Regions from separate parts of the Homo sapiens genome. Here region 2 is linked to region 1. Evidence: chromatin loops called from intact Hi-C (ENCODE). Cell type or tissue: PC-9. All regions are shown on one strand.

Region 1 (5,000 bases):
TTCCTCCATGCTCTACAGAGAAACAAACCTCACAATGTTCCCAGCTTGCCTTCTTTTTTTCTGAGACAAGGTCTCACTCTGTCACCCAGGCTGGAGCGCAGTGGCAAGATCATGGATCACTGCAGTCTTGACCTCCTAGTCTCAAGCAGTCTTCCCGCCTCGGCCTCCCGACTAGCCGGGACTACAGGTGCATACCATCACACCCAGCTAATTGTTTAGTTTTTGTAGAGATGGGGGTCCCCCTTTGTTGTTGCCCAGGCTGGTCTCAAAGTCCCATCCTCAAGCAATCCTCCCATCTCAGCTTCCCAAAGTGTTGGGATTACAGGTGTAAGCCATGACACTCAGCCTCCAGCTCATCTTCTGTGGGAAGACTGTTTCACTCTCCTGAGAAGAGCAGCCTCCCCTAGTTTTTATGGAGTTCTGAAACCGGATTTCTGCATGGCCTCTCCTACCTGGCTCTTATCTCTAAGAACATCCACACCACATACCCACAAAAGGCAACACTTGATTTTGCAAGAACTTAGGGCCAACAGCCTGAACCTGGTTTCCTCTGGACAAGCCAAAATTCCCGAGGCTACCCACATCTGTAAAAGACAGCCCCCTCTAGTTTCCTAACAGACTGGTTTCGTTAGTTTGAGCTCCAGGGTTGGGGGAAGGTCCTGGAAATTTGGATGACTCTGGAGGCAGTTACAGTTACTCTTATCTGGGCCCAGGACCAGTGATTCTCAAGCAAGCGAGCCTGCCTCTCCTAAGAGGAGCTGGTATGAGAATATCCAAAAGGATGTTTCATTTGAAAAAGTGTAATTAATATGCCATTTTATATTTGGAAAACAAAACACCTATTGCTTTTGCAGTACCAACTATAGAAGCGAAAGCTCAGTTCTTGGAATTTACAAGAATCAACTTTTCACATTTTATAAGAGCAATAATAGCTAATATTTGAGAACTACCTTACGCCAGACACTATGCTAAACTCTCTACATTGCATGACCTCGCTTACTCCTCAGCCATCCCCTGAGGTAATACTATTATTCCGTTGCTCAAGTAGGGAAGCAAAGGCATGTCCTAGTATGGAGTAGAGCAGCAACTGGAATTGAAGCACTCTAACTCCAGGATCAAACCGTAAATCACTCCATACCATGTCCAAGGATGAGGAGCACTGGTGTGGCCAAATTCATGGTCAGCCATCGCCTCAGATACCATTGGCTTTCTGTCCTGCCGCAGGGCCCTGAGTCTATAGTGGGAATTAGAAAAAACAATGATAAAGTTATTGGGCCAAGCGCAGTGGCTCAAGCCTGTAATCCCAGCACTTTGGGATGCCAAGGCAGGCAGATCACCTGAGGTCAGGAATTCAAGACCAGCCTGGCCAACATGGCAAAACCCCATCTCTACTAAAAATACAAAAATTAGCCAGGCGTGGTGGCAGACCCCTGTAATCCCAGCCACTAGAAAGGCTGAGGCAGGAGAATCACTTGATCCCAGGAGGTGGAGGTTGCAGTGGGCCAAGATCACGCCATTGCACTCCAGCCTGGGCAACAGACAGAGACTGTCTCCAGAAAAAAAAAAAAAAAGCTATTACTTTGCCATTTCATACAGTCTGGTAGAGTGTACACATGCTGCAGGGTGTTGATAAGACAACACAAATAAAATTATATGCTGATATGGCTCTTGTTAAATCCTTGCCAAAGAAAGAAACCTTTCAGGAAAGTCCAGGAAAAATCAACTTTAATGAAAAACCTGCAGCCACTGAAAGAAATCAGGATAAAACACATTAAATTAGTGCCTTGAATGAAGTAGATACTAAACAAACGTTGTTCAGCTGAATTGGGATAACTTTAAAGAATGTTTATTACTCCCCCCCGCCCCCGCCTTCTCCACCCAGGTGAACCTTAAAATGTCATTCATTCACTAGACAAGCATTAGCTGAGTTCTGCCACTAGACGTCACCCGGGGCACGGTGACAGACACCATGATGAAGCAAGGGCCAATCTGACAATTGAGAACATTACAATGTATTGAAGAAATCTGTATACTTTTAAAAGACAAACACATGGGTGTTGGTTTTCTGTTGCTGTGCAACAAGTTACCACAAACTTATTATCTCACAGTTCTGTAGGCCAGAAGTCCAGGCACAGAACAAGGTCGTCTGTTCACCTCTTATCTGGGGCTCAGAGTCCTTGCCTAAGCTCACTGGTTATTGGCAGAATTTATTTTCTTGTAAGACTGGGGTCCAGCTCTCAGCTCCCAGAGAGCTACCCACATCCATTGCCATGTGGCCTCTACCTTCAAATAAGCAATTCCATGCCAAATTCTTCTTTTGTTTCAAATCTCTGACTTTGTTTTTTGGAGCGAGCCAGAGAAAACTCTCTGCTTTTAGAGGGCTCATCAGATTAGGTCAAGTCCACCAGGATACTCTCCCTTTTACCATCGCATAGAATACAATCATAATATCATCATACTCACAGGTGCTTCCCACACTCAGGAAGAGCAGACTGCATACTGGGGTGGGTCATTGGGGGTCATCTGAGAATTCTGCCTGCCACAGCATGTAAACATTTATGGGAAAATAGTGTCTTCTCAACCATTGTTGTCAGCGGCCCCTAAGGGGCCATTGAGACATGAGGAAAACAAGGATACCTGACATCCTATAGTGGTCAAGGAAGAACCATCCTGGACAAATTATAGGGTCACAGGATGCTGAGAAACAGCAATTAAATGAAACAGAAAGAATCTTAATATTTAATAGAATGCCCAGAGCCCTTCTTTGAGTAACAAAAGATCCACTAAAGACTGGTGTAGCTCCTCTTTTATACTGGGAGATCCTTCCCCTACCCACAACCAGACCCAAGATAGAAATTAAATGGATAGGAACCAAATGCGAAGCCACATGATACAGGAAGCCCAGTAACTCCCTGAAACTGGACTAGATTCCTTGCTAAAGGAGGAACTGTTTCTTTTCTTAATGTAATTTCAGATTTAATTATTCACCAACCTCATCTCCAACTAGCATCTGTCCTTGGAAGATGCCTAAATTGAACAGGTCAACCAATGCAGGGATCAGACAGATTACTGTTCCCATTGGTGGCTCTACTAAGGGAAAACTTGACCTTGGGTTTTTCCTCTCGGATTTAGCACACTGTCATAAGGACTGGGGGATGGGGAGGCTGTCTTGAGGATGAGTTTTTCCTATGGAGGAAGAGAGATTTTGGTAAAGAGGGAGCAGAGAGCAGCAGCACAAGGTCCTTCCCACCTGGAGGCTTTTGAGCAATTGAGCAGGGTCTGGAAGGATGGGATGTTCCAGATAACACAGGGAGAAGACTAGCAATGAAGGGAAGGGGAGTAGCTTGAAAGGGCAGCAACAGTGGAGCAGGTGACTTCCTTAAAATGTGAAAGCTGGCCAGATGCAGTGGCTCACACCTGTAATCTCAGCACTTTGGGAGGCTGAGGCAGGAGGATCACTTGAGCCCAGAAGTTTGAGACCAGCCTGGGCAACACAAGGAGACCCTGTCTCTACAGAAAGTAAAAATAAATTACCCAGGCATGGTGGCACAGGCCTGTGGTCCTAGCTACTCCGGAGGCTGAGGTGGGAGAATCACTTGAGCCTGGGAGGTCAAAGCTACAGTGACCTGTGATCATGCCACTGCCCTCCAGCCTGGGTGACAAAGACAGACCTTGCCTCGAAAAAAATATTAAAAAATATAAAAGTTGGAAGCTGGAACTTGTGTGTAAGATGAGGACTCAGTGGAGAAGGAAAGAATGAAAACACCAGACTAAAGATACAGAGAAAAGGGACTCTGCAAGGTCCAAAAGAGGCGTGGTGGGAGGTGACAGAAGATACAGAGGAAAATATTAACTATGTAAAGAAGACGGACACTTCTACTCCTCAGATATGAGGAGGGGAGAGGAAATGGGTAAAAACAGAGATTTTCAGGTGGGTAGAAAGAAGGCCATCAGGTTAGGTGGCCTCACTCTTGGTAACTGGAAGACAAGGTCCGCTGACAGTGAAGGTTTGAAGATGTAAAGTAGATCTTACTCATTTAGAAAATACCCAATAGTTTTTCTTTTTTTTTTTTTTTTTTTTTTGAGACTGAGTCTTTCTCTGTCACCCAGGCTAGACTGCAATGGTGCGGTCTCAGCTCACTGCAATCTCCGCCTCCCGACTTCAAGCAATTCTCCTGCCACAGCCTCCCAAGTAGCTGGGACTACAGGCACCTACCACCATGCCCGGCTAATTTTTTTGTATTTTTAGTAGAGACGAGGTTTCACTATGTTGGCCAGGCTGGTCTCGAACTGCTGACCTCATGATCCGCCCACCTCGGCCTTCCAACGTGCTGGGATTACAGGCGTGAGCCACCGTGCCCGGCCCCAATATTTTTTCTAAATAAAGTTATTCCTGCTGTGGTGGTGGGCTGAGGTGGGGAAAATCTTTGGGAAATAAGATTAGAAATTAAAAGGAGCAAAAGCATCCATAACTAAGGAAAAGAACTAATGTTTGCTGAGTCATTAGCATTAAAACCATGGCATTCCTCCAAAAGGAACCAGAAATGGAACAGAAACGTTTCTTAAGGGCGCAGGTAAGAGAGGCACGAGGTAGCCAATGGTTCCAAGGTCCAGGATACTCACTCCTCTACCCCCAAGAACTTTCTGGGAGGAAACTGTGTCTTCTCAGTCGAAGTGGTGAGGGTAGCCCCCACCAGAACTTGACGGAAAGCTGGTTGTGTTTACCCAATTTTTCTTCCTGTGTGTCTGTAACCAGCCAGGTGTTTCTAGGAAGAGATCACAGTCTTTGGCCCATATTACCAGTACACTAGCTCAGCAAATTGCAGGGAGGGGCTGGTTGTCTTGCATTCACCTTTTGAAGGAAATGTTACAAGTTTTAGAGAAAAAACAGCCATTTAGTCTCTGGTAAATGCAAACATTTCCTAACATACCAAGGCTATCTGAAGAAAGTACAGAGCCTGGGGAAATTCTGCCTAATGAAATCAGTTTTTCCCAAGTGA
Region 2 (5,000 bases), 100 kb after region 1:
GTAGACATCTATGCAGCCAACAGACACATGAAAAAATGCTCATCATCCCTGATCATCAGAGAAATGCAAATCAAAACCACAATGAGATAGCATCTCATGCCAGTTAGAATGGCAATCATTAAAAAGTCAAGAAACAACAGATGCTGGAGAGGATGTGAAGAAATAGGAATGCTTTTACACTGTTGGTGGGAGTGTAAATTAGTTCAACCATTGTGGAAGACAGTGTGGCGATTCCTCAAGGATCTAGAACTAGATTACCCAGCAATCCCATTACTGGGTATATACCCGCAGGATTATAAATCATGCTACTATAAAGACATATGAACACGTATGTTTATTGTGGCACTATTCACAATAGCAGACTTGGAACCAACCCAAATGTCCATCAGTGATAGACTGGATTAAGCAAATGTGGCACATATACACCACGGAATACTATGCAGTCATAAAAAAGATGAGTTCATGTCCTTTGCAAGGACATGGATGAAGCTGGAAACCATCATCCTCAGCAAATTATCACAAGGACAGAAAACCAAACACCACATGTTCTCACTCATAGGTGGGAATTGAACAATGAGATCACTTGGACACAAGGTGGGGAACATCACACACCGGGGCCTGCTGGGGAGGGGGGCCGGGGGAGGGATAGCATTAGGAGAAATACCTAAGATAAGTGATGAGTTAATGGGTGCAGCAAACCAACATGGCACATATATACCTATGTATCAAACCTGCACATTGTGCCCATGTACCCTAGAACTTAAAGTATAATGAAAAAAAGAAAAGACATGGTAAAAATATGGCATATAAAATTTAAAATGGTATACCTGTATAGACCACTTACCATGAATGAAGCTTGCAGGACTTGAAAGTTGCTCAGGGTGTCAGTCAGTGAATGTGAAGGCCTAGGACATTACTGTACACTATGGTAGACACTTCGGCTACACTAAATATATTTAAAATTTTTTCTTCAATAATAAATTAACCTTCGCTTACTGTTGCGTTTTTCTTTCTTTTTTTTTTTTTTTTTTTTTTGAGACAGAGTCTCACTCTGTCACCCAGGCTGGAGTGCAGTGGTACAATCTCAGCTTACTGCAACCTCCACCTCCCAGGTTCAAGCAATTCTAATTCCTCAGCCCCCTGAGTAGGTGAGACTACAGGCACCTGCCACCATATCCTGCTAATTTTTGTATTTTTAGTAGAGATAGGGTTTTGCCATGTTGGCCAGACTGGTCTCGAGCTCCTGGCCTCAAGTGATCTACCCGCCTTGGCCTCCCAAAGTGCTGGGATTACAGGCATGAGCCACTGCACCCACCCTACTACTACTTTTTTACTTTATAAACTTTTAAAGTTTTCTTTAACTTTTTGACTCTTTTGTGATAATACTTATCTTAAAACATACATTGTATAGCTGTACAAAAATATTTTCTTTATATCCTTATTCTATAAGGTGTTTTTTTTTTTTTTTTTTTTGAGATGGAGTCTCGCTCTCAACCCAGGCTGGAGTGGAGTACAATGGCATGATCTCGGCTCACTGTAGCCTTTCGCTCCTGGGTTCAAGCGATTTCCAGTGCTAATTCTTGTATTTCTAGTAGAGACAGGGTTTCACCATGTTGGCAAGGCTGGTCTTGAACTCCTGACTTCAAGTCATCTGCCCACCTCGGCCACCCAAATTGCTGGGATTACAGGCATGAGCCATGGCACCCGGCCTGCTTTTTTCTATTTTTAAAATTTTTTACTATTTTTTTTACTTTTAAAACTTTTGTTACAAACTAAGATAAAAACACACATATCAGTCTAGCCCTATAGAGGGTCAGGATCATTAATATCACTGTCTTCCACCTCTACATCTTGTCCCACTGGAAGGTCTTCAGGATCAATTACATGCACTGATCTGTCATTTCCTATGATAACAATGCCTTCTTCTGAAATGCTTCCTGAAGGACCTGCCTGAGGCTCTTAATGGGGTGGTGTCACTCTTTTTAGAAATATGTTCAAGGTGGTTTGCTTGATTTCTTTCTTTTTTTATTTTTTAATTGTAGATTTGCTTGTAACCAGGTAATGCGCCATGGACATTCCTCTCTCTTAATGAAAACCTTTCCCTGTTAGGGTCTATGTTTTCAAACTTTTTTTTTTTTTTTTTTTTGAGATGGAGTCTCACTCTTGTCCCCCAGGCTGGAGTGCAGTGGTGTGATCTGGGCTCACTGCAACCTCCTCCTCCTGGGCTCAAGGGATTCTCCTGCCTCAGCCTCCTGAGTAGCTGAGATTACAGGCACCTGCCACCACTTCCAACTAATTTTTGTATTTTTAGTAGAGATGGGGTTTCACCATGTTGGCCAGGCTGGTCTCAAACTCCTGACCTCAAGTGATCCACCCGCCTCAGCCTCCCAAAGTGCTGGGATTATAGGCGTGAACCACCGCACCCAGCCTGTTTTCAAACTTTTTAAGGAGCTTTTTGAGGTCTGCAAAAGCTTCTGATAAACCCTTCACTGTGAATTTTCTTGGTGGTTCTTGTTTTATATCTCTTACAGTTTCCTTTTCTCTTGCCTCTTCTTCAGCTACACATTCTTATTCCATTTCAAACAACTCTTCATTAGTCAATTCCTCAGGAACCACCTCTAGGAGCTCCTCAATGTTGTCATCCTCATTCACGCCCAGGTTAAAGTTGTTTGCCATCTTAACCACAGCTTTGCTGATTTTGCAGCCTCCCCATCCTTGGCAAATACTTTAAAGTCATGGACAAACCTCTTGAGTCTCTTCTTCCAGATGCCATCCATACACTCCTTGGTGACATCACCCCAAGCCCAAGCAAGATTCTTCTTAATGCAGTCATAGATGTTGTAATCCTCCCAGATTTGCATCAGTGTTTTCTCAGTGTCTTCTTCAGTTGCAGAAATAGCCTGAAAGAAGGTCCTCCTCAGGTAGTGAGTTTTAAAGGCTGCTGTAACTGGCCAGGCACAGTGGCTCACCACTGTAATCCCAGCACTTTGGGAGGCCAAGGTGGGCAGATCACGAGGTCAGGAGTACAAGACCAGCCTGGCCAATATGGTGAAACCCTGTCTCTACTAAAAATACAAAAATTAGCTGGGCGTGGTGGCACACACCTGTAATCCCAGCTACTCAACAGGCTGAGGCAGGAGAATCGCTTGAACCGAGGGGGCGGAGGTTGCAGTGAGTCAAGATTGCGCCACTGCACTCCAGCCTGGGCGACAGAGTGAGACTCCGTCTCAAAAAAAAAAAAAAAAACAAAAAAAACACCTGCTGTAACTCCTTGATCCATTGGATCAAAGAGGTGGTATTTGGAGGGAGAAACACCTTGATGTTGGGATGAAGAGCGCCAATAAAAGGAGAATGTGCAGGAGCATTAACAGCAATAAGCGATAGCTCACACCTGTAATCCTAGCACTTTGGGAGGCTGAGACAGGCAGATCACTTGAGCCCAGGAGTTCAAGACCAGCCCAGCCAACATGGTGAGACTCTGTCTCTACCAAAAAAAAAAAAAAAAAAAAAAAACCACACACACACAAAAATTAGTCGGGTGTGGTGGCTTGCACCTGTTATTCCAGCTACCCAGGAGGCTGGGGTGGGAAAACTGCTTGAGCCCAGGAGGTGGAGGTTGCAGTGAGCCAAGATCACACTGCTGCACTCCAGCATGGGTGACGGAACAAGACCTTGTCTCAAAAAAATAAAAATAAAAAACCATAAGCAGAATCTTGGAAAGTTCATTATCCTCCAAACAGTACTTCTCCATTCTGCTGGCATAGTAATTCCAGAGAGAATCCTGGAAGAGGATTCATGACTATTAAGTAATGCAGTACACTGGCCTGTGTGAGCTTATTTATATTCTTGAAGGTCCTGGGGCTCTCACTGTGCCAGATCATAAAGGGTTTCAATTTGTAGCCTGCAACATTGTCTCCATGCAAGACTGTTATCCTGAGCTCAAAAGCCTTGAAACCTGGCATTACCTTGACCTTCTTCCTTGTGGATGAAAGTCCTTTTAGGCATCCATTTCCAAAAGAGTTCTATCTATAATGAAAGTTTGCCCTGGCAAGTATTTTCCTCCACAGTCAACTTTTCTAAAGTCTCCAAAAATTCTTCAGCTGCCTTCACATCAGCACTCACAGACTCGCCACTCACTTTCACATTATGTAATGGATAACAATTCTGGAATTGTTTAAACCACCCAGAGCAAACAGTAAATTCAACATCGTAGTCAGGTCCAGCCTTTTCTTTTATCATTGCAAACAAACTTTTTGCTTTGGCTGTGTTGGTCATGGTGCTGAGAGGGATGTGCTTCTGTTTGGGGCTTCAATCCAGGTCATTAGAAGTATCTCCATATCTGATAGAGACCCTTCTCAAATTTGTGTTAATCCCATTGCCTTTAAGGAAGCAAATACTTTAACAGCTTCCATCACTTAGTTATTCTTCAAAATCATAGCTATGGTGGAATGGGACATGCCTGCCTGATAAACAAACATTATCACTGACTTTTTACTTTTGTAGTTCTTAATCACTTTTAATATTTTTTTTTTGAGATGGAGTTTTGCTCTGTCACCCAGGCTGGAGTGCAGTGGTGCGATCTCAGCTCACTGCAAGCTTCGCCTCCCGGCTCCCGGGTTCATGCCATTCTCTTGCCTCCGCCTCCCAAGTAGCTGGGACTACAGGCGCCCACCACCACGCCCGGCTAATTTCGTTTTTGTATTTTTAGTAGAAACAGGGTTTCACTGTGTTAGCCAGGATGGTCTCGATCTCCTGACCTTGTGATCTGCCCACCTCGGCCTCCCAAAGTTTTGGGATTACAGGTGTGAGCCACTGCGCCCGGCCCAATCACTTTTAATCTTTTTTTCTGGGTCAATCACTCAATGTGGCTCTTACTAACAACATTAGCCATAATTTTTGAATGCTAAGGGCTGTAATGAACACAACGCAAGATTAATTGTGTATGTTGCCCATTGTTGACCAAAACATTATGTGGCACACGACTGTAGTTATATCCAAAC

What was found. Peaks named below come from ENCODE experiments on the same cell type or tissue, not always from the same donor. Only the 100,000 strongest peaks of a DNase experiment are listed, where the experiment ranks them.
Region 2: it touches region 1 in a loop (2.8-fold over the local background); 1 of 110 quality-filtered maps calls a loop at or near these places.

The regions. Positions count from the first base shown.
Region 1 is chr2:172,223,476-172,228,475 of GRCh38, reverse strand. No RefSeq gene overlaps it. Among named protein-coding and RNA genes, the nearest start is that of DLX2-DT, 120 kb to the right of the region's middle. In PC-9, CTCF peaks have their summits at 1,735 and 1,940 (motif pointing right); DNase peaks (open chromatin) are centred at 495 and 2,015.
Region 2 is chr2:172,119,489-172,124,488 of GRCh38, reverse strand. No RefSeq gene overlaps it. Among named protein-coding and RNA genes, the nearest start is that of DLX2-DT, 19 kb to the right of the region's middle. In PC-9, no CTCF peak of the experiment used is centred here; a DNase peak (open chromatin) is centred at 2,708; H3K27ac peaks cover 3,166 bases.